Linked DNA regions of Homo sapiens: all the other regions are linked to region 3. The links are chromatin contacts, found by Hi-C or POLR2A ChIA-PET in ENCODE. All regions are on one chromosome and are shown on one strand. Each heading gives the region's core, a stretch centred on a gene start or an enhancer-like site at or near the end of the contact. The rest is flanking DNA. Distances are from core to core; before and after follow the strand shown. Region 1 holds the start of SLC41A1 (solute carrier family 41 member 1). Region 2 holds the start of PFKFB2 (6-phosphofructo-2-kinase/fructose-2,6-biphosphatase 2). Region 3 holds the start of RASSF5 (Ras association domain family member 5).

Region 1 (3,208 bases), core at 271-2,770, 690 kb before region 3:
CCCTGGGCAGTGGGGCAAGCCTGCCAGACCAAGGCCAAGAGCCAGAGGCCTACCCACTCCTGCCCTTGAGAGTCAACAGTGTTACAAAGAGCTCAGACAGCTGACTCGGATCCAGGCCTCTGTCTCTCCCCGTCTCCCCCTGCTCTTGGCCCTGTGAGCTTGTCAGATAGGACAAGGGAGTTATCTCAGTTAGAAGGGACAGAGCATAAAACGATTGCTTATTACCCACGCATTTCAGTTAATTAGGCTCCTCCTGTTCCCCAGGGTTACTGAGAGTTGGATATAGTGGAATTCTTAGAAACAAAAACAAAAAAACAAAAGTAGCAATAAAAAAAACCCAAAACAAAAACCAAAGCACCGTAAGCCAATATGCACTTGCTCCAAATGCATCTCTTTAGCTGTAATGGCTCCACTTCTCTGCCTAAAGGAATCCCCAGGCTTCCTAATTCCTGATGGACTCCCATCCTATTCCATTTCACCAGAAGAGCTCTTATTCGTAAAAAATAAATTTAAAGAGAGTTCCACCAGGTAAGAGGAACAGGTCCTTAAGTATTCCAAACACACACAATTAGTCAAGTTCAGTTTAGGAAAGGAGGTATCAAACCCCAGGAACTGGCCCAGGAGAACTGTTTCCTCTATCAATTCAGTCACCCACCAGGACTCCCTTTTCCAATCTCCTTAAACACAGTACTGTGGTTCTTTCAAACTCCCTCACCAGAGATCCAGGAGGAAACCTCTGAGTCCAGTGCCCCTATGCCAGAAAAGTTTCTGAGTCCGCTAAAAGCTGACACCCCCGCCTCCCTCCTGTGTTCCTGGCAGGCCACTGAACCTGAGAGGGGGCTCCCAGGAGGGGAAGCCAGTCCTCCCTCACCACTCCCCCTGTAAAGAGACTTCAGACAGGCCTAAGGCCCTGGGACGAAAGAAGCAAAAGTGAACCAGGACGCCCTATCCCCTCCTCCCAGGCGGGGACAAAAAAGACCCATTTTAGTATCCCCAACCCCGAGGAGGGAGAGAAAGTAACTGGGTGGCCTCCTCAGTCTCTCCACCACTCAGATTCAGCAAATGCGCTGCGCGCCAGGACTGCCGCCCTCCACCACCCCCTCCCCGCCCCAGGACCCCACAGGACTGACCTGCCCCTCGCCTGGGAGGAAGGGGGGCGCCTGGCAAGTGGCAGCGTGGCCCGTGGTCTCGGGGGGTGCAGGGCACCCCCTCTTCTCATCACTCCTCCTCGACAGTCCTCCTTGGCCCCCGGCGTGCCCCCCCACACCCCCAGCCAAGGCGAGCGTCCAGCCGCGACACCCGGCTCGCTACATTTCGCTTCTGCGTTACAGCGAGGCCGCCGCTCCGCTTCCACGCGGGGGAGGTGGCCGGGGAGGGCAGGATATATCGCTTCGGGCCCGGCGGGGGGGCACCCGGACGGGGGACCGGGGAGCCGAGCTCACGCGCCCCCAATCGCTTCTTGCCCGCGGACTCGGGCCCAACTGGTTGGCTGCCGGTGGCAAACGTGATCTGGGGCAGACTGGGTGGCACCCCCCCCGCTCCATCAAAAATAGATTCTCGGATGGACAACAGCAGCAGCCAATCAGGGACTGGGGAGGGGGCGGGATCAACCTCGGCCCGGCCCCCTTCCTTCGCTTCGTGCCCAGGAGGCGGGGCGCCGGGGAAACGCAGTAGGAGGAGTGACGGGAACCGGGAGCCGGCTCCATGCGCCTGGAGCGCGCGGGTCCCAGCGCCCATCGGCCCGGGGTCCGAGGGGCCCGCTGCCCGGGCTCGCTGCGTGGTGCTACCGCCCCCGGGCCCGCTGCGCCGCGTCGGAGCCCCAGCAGACTTTGAGAGGCGTGTGCGACAGTGCGCGTCCTCTCCTGCCTCTGGATGTTTCCTTGGAGCCTCTGGCCTTCGGGAAGACCGGTAAACGTCCCTGTGGAGCCAGCCAGCCAGCCACCTCTGACCCCCGGGCTCAAGCAGCCAGCCGCGTGCTCCCTCCTCCCACTTGGTACCCGGACAGAACAGTCCCTACCTTGCTCTTCTCCCGCCGGCTCGTCACTTTAGGCTCCCTCCAGATTCCGCGTTCCTTGAGCAAATGGCTCACCCCTGACGAATCCGGCCTTAAAAAAGTCCCGGCCTTGAAAGGGGTGGAGACTGGCGGGCGGGAGCGAAAGGAGGTCAGACCCATGGCTGGGGTCGCACACGCATCACCTGAGGTCGGAGAGGAGGGGAGCCTCACTTCCTCTGACCCACTGAGCCTGGTGGCAGCGTGCGGAGAGATGTCACCATCCCGGACTAAATGAAATCCAACTTTCCCTGACGCACCTTGTGGGATCAAAGAGGGGTGTTCCCATGCTCACCTTTCGCCACTTCCTCCCTGGGGTATCTCCACCTCTCCAACACAAGCTCAATGCCAGTTCTCTTTGGGATGTTTTTGTGCAGGGGGTGTGACCTCCCTCATAAAGGAACCCCCACTCCCAAGTTTTCCCCTCTTGTCAGTGGAACCTGTGACCAACGGTTCCTTCCTGTCCTTTTCCTCCCTGAAAGTAGCCCGGGGGCATTCGAACATGGCTCTAGACCCCTGAATAGGGTTTGGAGCGGAGATGTGCCTGGGGAGAAGAGATCGCAGTGCTGTGTATGAAGCTTTGGGCACGTGCTCACAAGAGCACACACAGCAACCTGAGCAGGTCATTCCTTTTGATAAGGATGACAAATACACATACCAAACCCTGTTCCCCTCACCCACCCCAAACCAGTACCCCCAGGATGATTCCAGATCAGCTCTGGAGCATTTGCATCAAGGGCCTGCAGACTCACAGGACCTACTAGAGCAAAATATCAGTGTCTCAGACCCCAGTTTTGGCCTCAAATACTGGGTTTTTCTGCCAGGAGAAGTAGCTGCTAGTCTAGGAAATGCTGGGACTTGTCCAGAAAGATGAGGTTTGTGAATACGGGGTGTGGGGTTGGGTGGGGAATTAAGGCTGATGTATCTGGAGGAACTTTGGTTGGGCTGGAGGCAACTTCTGCCCTGTTCTATTCAACAGTTCCCTCCCCTCCACTACCCCATTTAATCTGGCCACAGCTCAGCTACCTGTGTATAAAATCTTGATCTCTCTCCTATTTCCTTTCTACCTTCCGTGTTTTTACTTACTCGAAAACTGTTCCCCTCTCCTGTGTGTATTTTTTTAATTGAAATATACCAGGCATTTAGGAAAGGAACACG
Region 2 (3,132 bases), core at 410-2,909, 550 kb after region 3:
GGTGGCAGTGTAAGGAGGAGTCGTGTAACGCGTGTCATCAGATTCCAGTTCAGTTCCTGGGCATACAAATATGAAGACTTCATTCCTGCCTTCATTGTAACAAGTATTCATTGCAGTTGGGAGACAGGGTGGGGTGTGAGACACACAGCCACTGAATTTCAAAGCAACGTGATAATGCTAGATTATCTGTACCTTTTCAAACGTGTATGCCTAGAACCCAGGACTGTGCCTCGCAAATAAAAAGTGTTCAACAAATACTGGCTGAATGAATAAAGACAGAGTTGTATAGACATAGAGAGGGCAACTAGAGCACTCTGGGAGTTGTAAAAAGCCTTAAAGAGGAGATAACTGTTTGAACTTTTGGAAGAATTAGTTTAATTCCCAGGCGAAGGAGGAATAAAGACATCCCTGAATTTATATCTCTCTTTTCCAAGAAATCCATACTCATTGTTCTTTATCCAGCCGGGATTCAGACAGCAAGTCCCACTTGCCAAGAGTGGGTTTATCAAGCATCAAACGGGCCCGCTGGGGCAACTATGAAAAGTGTAGTTCACTTGGTGCAAACTCACCTCCACTGTAAAAGACTTTGCTTCTGAATAAATTATATGTAATGTTTCCATCTTTTCACATCTTTCATGACTCAATTTTTTTTTGCTGGTGCAATTTTCCTCCTTGGTTCTTCAAGACGACTGCAACGGATGATACAGCCTGGGTTAGGGGGTAGGTAGGAGGGAAGGTAGGAGTGGTTAGAAGTCCACCGGGGTGGCCGGGCGCAGTGGCTCACACCTGTAATCCCAGCACTTTGGGAGGCCGAGGCGGGTGAATCACCCGAGGTCAGAAGTTCGAGACCAGCCTCATCAATATGGAGAAACCCCGTCTCTACTAAAAATACAAAATTAGCTGGGCGTGGTGGTCCATGCCTTTAATTCTAGATACTGGGAGGCAGGAGAATCGCTTGAACACGGGAGGCAAAAGTTGCGGTGCCAAGGTCGTGCCATTGCACTCCAGCCTGGGCAACAAGAGCAAAACTCCATCTCAAAAAACAAAAACCAAACCAAACCAAAACAAAAAAAACTCCAATGGGGTGTATGGGTGGGTCCAGGGAAGCTTCTGGTTCAACGATGAGAGTGGTTGATTTTCTTAGGTCACAGCGTCTGACCTGTGGAGCCGGGTATGTATACACCCTAAGGCATAATTAGCTCAAGTGTTGTGGTAGTTTATTCTAGCAAAAACATCTTTAAAGCTTACGTTCCCATTTATGGATCTAATGAGGTTCTGCTGGGATTCAGGAATGAGAGCGTTAATCTTTGCAGCATTTTCTCGTCACCCGGCACACCCGCTCTCAAGACGCCTACCGAATAGTCTACTCTCGCGAGAGTCAGAAAAAAGTCAAGCTTTTTATTAACACCGCCCCCAGCCCTATTAGTTACCAAGCAACAGTGCCACCAGGCTCCTCGGCGCTGGGAAACTCAGGAGCTTGTGATCTCTCTGGTTCCGACTTCCAGCCGCCTTCCCGAGCCAGTTAGGCGATTGCGACCCTGCCCCGCCCCCTGGGTCCTGCAGGCGCCCGATTGGTGGATGATTCTCTCCAGGTGAGGACCTACGCGCGAGGGGGCGGGGCCAGACGGGCTCACATGATTTGCCGGCGACTGTAGCGCCGGTCCCGGCCACAAGCTGTCGGCTCGGTTCGGTCGCGTTACAGGGCAGGCGCCGGGGCCAAGGCAGGGAGGGATCTTAGGAGAGATCGTAGGGTGAGCCACAGCTGCGCAGCCCCGGGTAGGGTCTAGCGGGGCGGGATGTGGGGGCTGCGTGCCCCCGGATGAAGTGCGGGGAGAGGTGCTGGTCCCCAGGCATGGCAGGCAGCGCGGACGTTCTGGGACCGGGAGCCACAGTCTGTGTTTGGGTTGGAGGATTTGTGTGGTCAGTAAAGGAATCGTGTAAGGCTCTTGAAGGCGCAGGATCTTCCGTCCTCACCAGCCCCCTGTTGTCTGAATTGGGGGCATGAGCTCAGGACTTTCCCACTCCAGTTTGAATCAGGGCTTACCCCTCTTCCTGAGGTGACCTTGGGGAAGTCATTTACCACCTCAGCGCTCCGGCGTTCTTTAGACTGAGTCCCGGGGGTAACTAGGGAGAGGGTGCGGAGCAGGGCTTGAGAATGCACTAGAGGAGAAATGACGACGTGCTAGGGCTGTCTTGGGGTCCAGTTACTGTTTTTCCTTCAGGGAATATGTTCGAGATTTTCCCACGTCCCTCACTTTTTTCTTTTCTTTCTTTCTTTTTCATTTTTCATTTTTTTTTTTTTTTTTTTTGACAGAGTCTCGCTCTGTCGCTAGGCTGGAGTGCAGTGGCGGGATCTTGGCTCACTGCAACCTCCGCCTCCCGGGTTCAAGCGATTCTCCTGCCTCAGCCTCCCGAGTAGCTGGGACTACAGGCGCGCACCACCAGGCCCGGCTAATTTTTGTATTTTTAGTAGAGACGAGGTTTCACCATGTTGGCCAGGATGGTCTCTATCTCTTGACCTCTTGATCCGCCCGCCTCAGCCTCCCCAAGTGTTGGAATTCCAGGAGTGAGCCACCGTGCCCGGCCTCACTGTTTGCAAAACTGAGTCCTACCGTTAGATTGGAGTTAATTTCCTGGTAATGTACTTCGTCTATACATAACCCACCCCACCCCAACTGCTGCCACTACTCTGCCCAGATTCTTAAAACTAGAATCTGAGGTCATGAAACCTTGAGCAGGACACTTAATTCGATGAATCTCAAATTTTCAATCTGTAAAATGAGAAGAAATAATGGTGGCAAAATCTGCCTAATTACAAGATTATTGTTAGGACTGAAGAAGATAACGTCTGTAAATGTAGACTCGTAAGTCAGAAGATAAATGTAAGGTTCTAGTGCAACTCTTTTTATAGGTGAGGAAACAGAGGGCTAGAGAAGTAGCTGCTAACTGGGAGAAACAGGACTGAACCTGCCTCTTGGCCCAGGGTGTTTTTACTTATACCACACGGATCCAATGCACTGACTTTTTTTAAGTTATGTCTTCTTTCTTCCCCTTCCCTTTTTTACATTCTACTTCTCTGTTTCAGACATCTGAAGAGCTGCCATGTCTGGGGCATCTTCCTCAGAACAGAAC
Region 3 (3,102 bases), core at 439-2,938:
TGTGGCTTACACCCCTCATCGGAGCTCCTCTGTTTGGTAGCACTGTGGGGTTGACTGTCCCATGGGTCATTCCTCAGAAACCACCTCATAGGGTGAGCTCCCGCCTCTGGTGAGCCCCCAGAGCCCCAGGAACCTCTCTTCTGCTACAGATTTGGGAGGCAGAGGACTATGATTACCGTGAGGGAGAAGCCATGGAGCAAAGCTGGCTGGGAATTCCCTGGCCACTGGACTCTGGAAATCTTAGGAATTACCTAAAAATTACCTCCAAGGGAAAAACAAAAAGCAAAAGTGAAGATTCCCCTACGAAGCACTAGGGGGAGACCCATCTCTGGCCTGGGAAGAGAAGGGAGAGACCAGGTCCAGAAGAATTTAGACTATTCTTCTAAAAAATGACCACCGCTAGACGGACCAAACCGAACCTGTGTTTTAAGAGGAAAGCTGTGATCACTGAGTCATAATGACGGAGCTGGAGAGTGCCACGTTAACAACCACCTGTCTCCCCACCTCCAGCCCAATGTACAGTTAACAATACTGGGGCTAGAGAGGGCCAGGGCCCAGGCCCAGGTTCAGAGATCCAGGAGTCCTCCTTATCCATAAGATGGGCCTGTTTCCATGGGCAAAGGTGCCTGTCAGGAACAACTACATAATTTGTGGGAACCAGTGCAAAAAGAAAACGCCTGGCCCTTTGTTCAAAAAGTAAGACTTTCAAGATGGTGACCGCAGAGCGTTAAACCAGACAAGGGTCCATGAAGGCTTGAAGCAAGCCTTCACGGGGGAAAGTGCCGGGAGAAAGGAGATCTCTCTTTGGGTCCCATGAGTGAACCATCCATACCAGGTTCCACTTAGGGCATTTAGGGGAACTGGTATCTCCACAGTAATTACTAGAGCAGCTCTGGGGAACGGAGGGTTGGCTAAGGAAGAAAAGCTCCCCCAACCCTTGGGGCGAGGGAGCGTTCTCTCAATGGAGCCCCCCCAACTCCCCTCCACCCCCCACCAGTCTTCCAGGAAAGAGGAATACCCTACCCGGCAGGGCTGCGAAGGAAGGGGAAATCCAACCAGAGCGAAAGTCGCACGCGGACAGCTCTGCCAGCCCTTGGAGGCATCCGGCGGTCACCCACGGGACAAAGCGCGGCTGCGGGAGCGCGCGCGGGGCATTCCGGACCCGCGTCGAGCTCCGCTCTAGAGGGGGCGGCGGGCGGCGACAAGCCGGAGAGAGGAAGGGCCAAGGAGCACGGCCCTCCTGTCGGCACCATCAGCGGGAGAGTGGCGAGCGGACGCCTAGACGGAGGGGCCCTACTCAGACCCCATCGAGCCAGTTCCCAAGCTTTTCCCTCCGACCTGCTCCCTCCCGGGGCGCGTGAGGGTGCGGGTCGGGGGTGAACCTGGTGTTGGGGAAAGTGATTGGCAAGGGAAAGAGGCAGGGCTGAAGGCCTAGGGCCCCCCGCAGAAATGCGCCCTCTGAGCTGTACTGTACAGAGGCGCTCCTCTGCGGAATCCTGCAGCTGCTCCAGGTGAAGACGCCCCCAAATCCACACTCGCGCAGACGTCGCCTGGCACGGACCCTACCCCCTTCGGTCCGTCGGCGGTTCTCTTGGGTCGTCCTTCCTGCCACTCCGACTCTCCCCGCCCCCGCCCCGCCCAGCAGGCTGCGGTTCCTTTAAAGGCGCGCTGGTGTGGGGCGGCCCCTTCTCTCGGGGCTGGCTCGGGAGTAGCGCAGTCGCCAAAGCCGCCGCTGCCAAAGCTGCCGCCACTAGCCGGGCATGGCCATGGCGTCCCCGGCCATCGGGCAGCGCCCGTACCCGCTACTATTGGACCCCGAGCCGCCGCGCTATCTACAGAGCCTGAGCGGCCCCGAGCTACCGCCGCCGCCCCCCGACCGGTCCTCGCGCCTCTGTGTCCCGGCGCCCCTCTCCACTGCGCCCGGGGCGCGCGAGGGGCGCAGCGCCCGGAGGGCTGCCCGGGGGAACCTGGAGCCCCCGCCCCGGGCCTCCCGACCCGCTCGCCCGCTCCGGCCTGGTCTGCAGCAGAGACTGCGGCGGCGGCCTGGAGCGCCCCGACCCCGCGACGTGCGGAGCATCTTCGAGCAGCCGCAGGATCCCAGAGTCCCGGCGGAGCGAGGCGAGGGGCACTGCTTCGCCGAGTTGGTGCTGCCGGGCGGCCCCGGCTGGTGTGACCTGTGCGGACGAGAGGTGCTGCGGCAGGCGCTGCGCTGCACTAGTAAGTGTGAAGGCAGGGGAGGGGCGTGCGGGGAGACCGCAGTCTGGGGGCGAAGGACTGGGAGGGCCCTGGGGCAGGGAGAGAGGGGCCATTACACTCTTTGGCTCCAGGGGAGCCCCGAACATAAGGAGATAACAACCCCTGGGGACAGTCCGCTCCTTAGTTCCCTGCCCGGTATCCTTTAGTGCCTGCCCACTACCTAGGTATGGTTATGCGGTAGTTAACAGATACCTGTCTCCTGACAGGTGCGTGCCTTGGCCCTCCACACACACACACACACACACACACACACACACTCGCACACAGGTTGTGGGGGGTGGGTGGGTGATGGCCTCGGCGGCCTCTGTCATCTCCCTGTGCACCCTCATGGTTTTGTTGTGAGTTCTTGGGAGTGGGTTGTGAGACTGCTGTTGAGATGACCGTTTGACCCTTGCTTATTAGGGTTACTGACAAAACGCTTGTTTGTCCGCCCATGGTACAGGCTCAGACCTCTCCTCCAGGGGGACGTATTGGGACAGGGAGGAGACCTTGTTAGATTTTGGATAAAGGCAGGCTGTGAGGCTGAAGAGAGCCTGAAGTCACCCTGAACCCGTGCCCCCTCCTGCCTTTCACCTCTGGCCCCTCAAACCTTTGGACTCTGCTCCAATGTTTGGCTGTGCCCTGCCTCCTCCCCTTCCTCCTCCTGGGTTCCTGCCCTAGTCGTCATGCTCTAACATTACTCAGCTCCTGACAGGGTCCCTTCCTCTCCACAGCCCTCAGGCCCCTCCAGTCACCTCCTGAGCCAGGCGCTTCTCAAAGCCAGAAAACACTGGGCCCCCAGTGTATAGATTTTCTGAGCCAATCTTCAGTCTCCTTGGGGGTTTATTATTTTTCTCCTCCTACAGT

What was found. Hi-C counts contacts between places; a loop is a spot of excess contacts on that map. ChIA-PET counts read pairs that join two places held with the same protein, here RNA polymerase II (POLR2A). Pooled maps may share reads with other maps.
Region 1: a pooled map shows a loop between it and region 3 (2.2-fold over the local background). The contact joins the promoter of SLC41A1 here to the promoter of RASSF5 in region 3. A Hi-C loop is called at or near these places in 4 of 50 pooled maps. POLR2A ChIA-PET finds 5 or more read pairs at or near these places in 2 of 52 experiments (GM10248 and activated B cell).
Region 2: a loop to region 3 is called in a map of gastrocnemius medialis, with 2.8 times the contacts of the local background. The contact joins the promoter of PFKFB2 here to the promoter of RASSF5 in region 3. A Hi-C loop is called at or near these places in 4 of 168 maps with a recorded cell type or tissue (ascending aorta, cardiac septum, chondrocyte and 1 more) and 10 of 50 pooled maps. POLR2A ChIA-PET finds 5 or more read pairs at or near these places in 1 of 52 experiments (activated CD4-positive, alpha-beta T cell).

Annotation. Positions count from the first base shown.
Region 1 is chr1:205,811,678-205,814,885 of GRCh38, forward strand. It overlaps SLC41A1 (solute carrier family 41 member 1), which reads right to left and starts at 1,521. Exons shown (of 11, transcript NM_173854.6): 1 at 1,131-1,521. RefSeq lists silencers at 1,252-1,511, 1,652-1,881 and an enhancer at 1,315-1,815.
Region 2 is chr1:207,051,616-207,054,747 of GRCh38, forward strand. PFKFB2 (6-phosphofructo-2-kinase/fructose-2,6-biphosphatase 2) reads left to right here and starts at 1,660. Exons shown (of 15, transcript NM_006212.2): 1 at 1,660-1,751; 2 at 3,086-3,132. The coding sequence starts at 3,103. It also overlaps a transcript of YOD1 not described here. RefSeq lists an enhancer at 951-1,590.
Region 3 is chr1:206,505,843-206,508,944 of GRCh38, forward strand. RASSF5 (Ras association domain family member 5) reads left to right here and starts at 1,689. Exons shown (of 6, transcript NM_182663.4): 1 at 1,689-2,217. The coding sequence starts at 1,761. It overlaps LOC124904493 (a long non-coding RNA gene), which reads right to left and starts at 1,565. Exons shown (of 2, transcript XR_007066830.1): 1 at 1,024-1,565. RefSeq lists silencers at 1,305-1,354, 1,605-1,964, 2,005-2,094.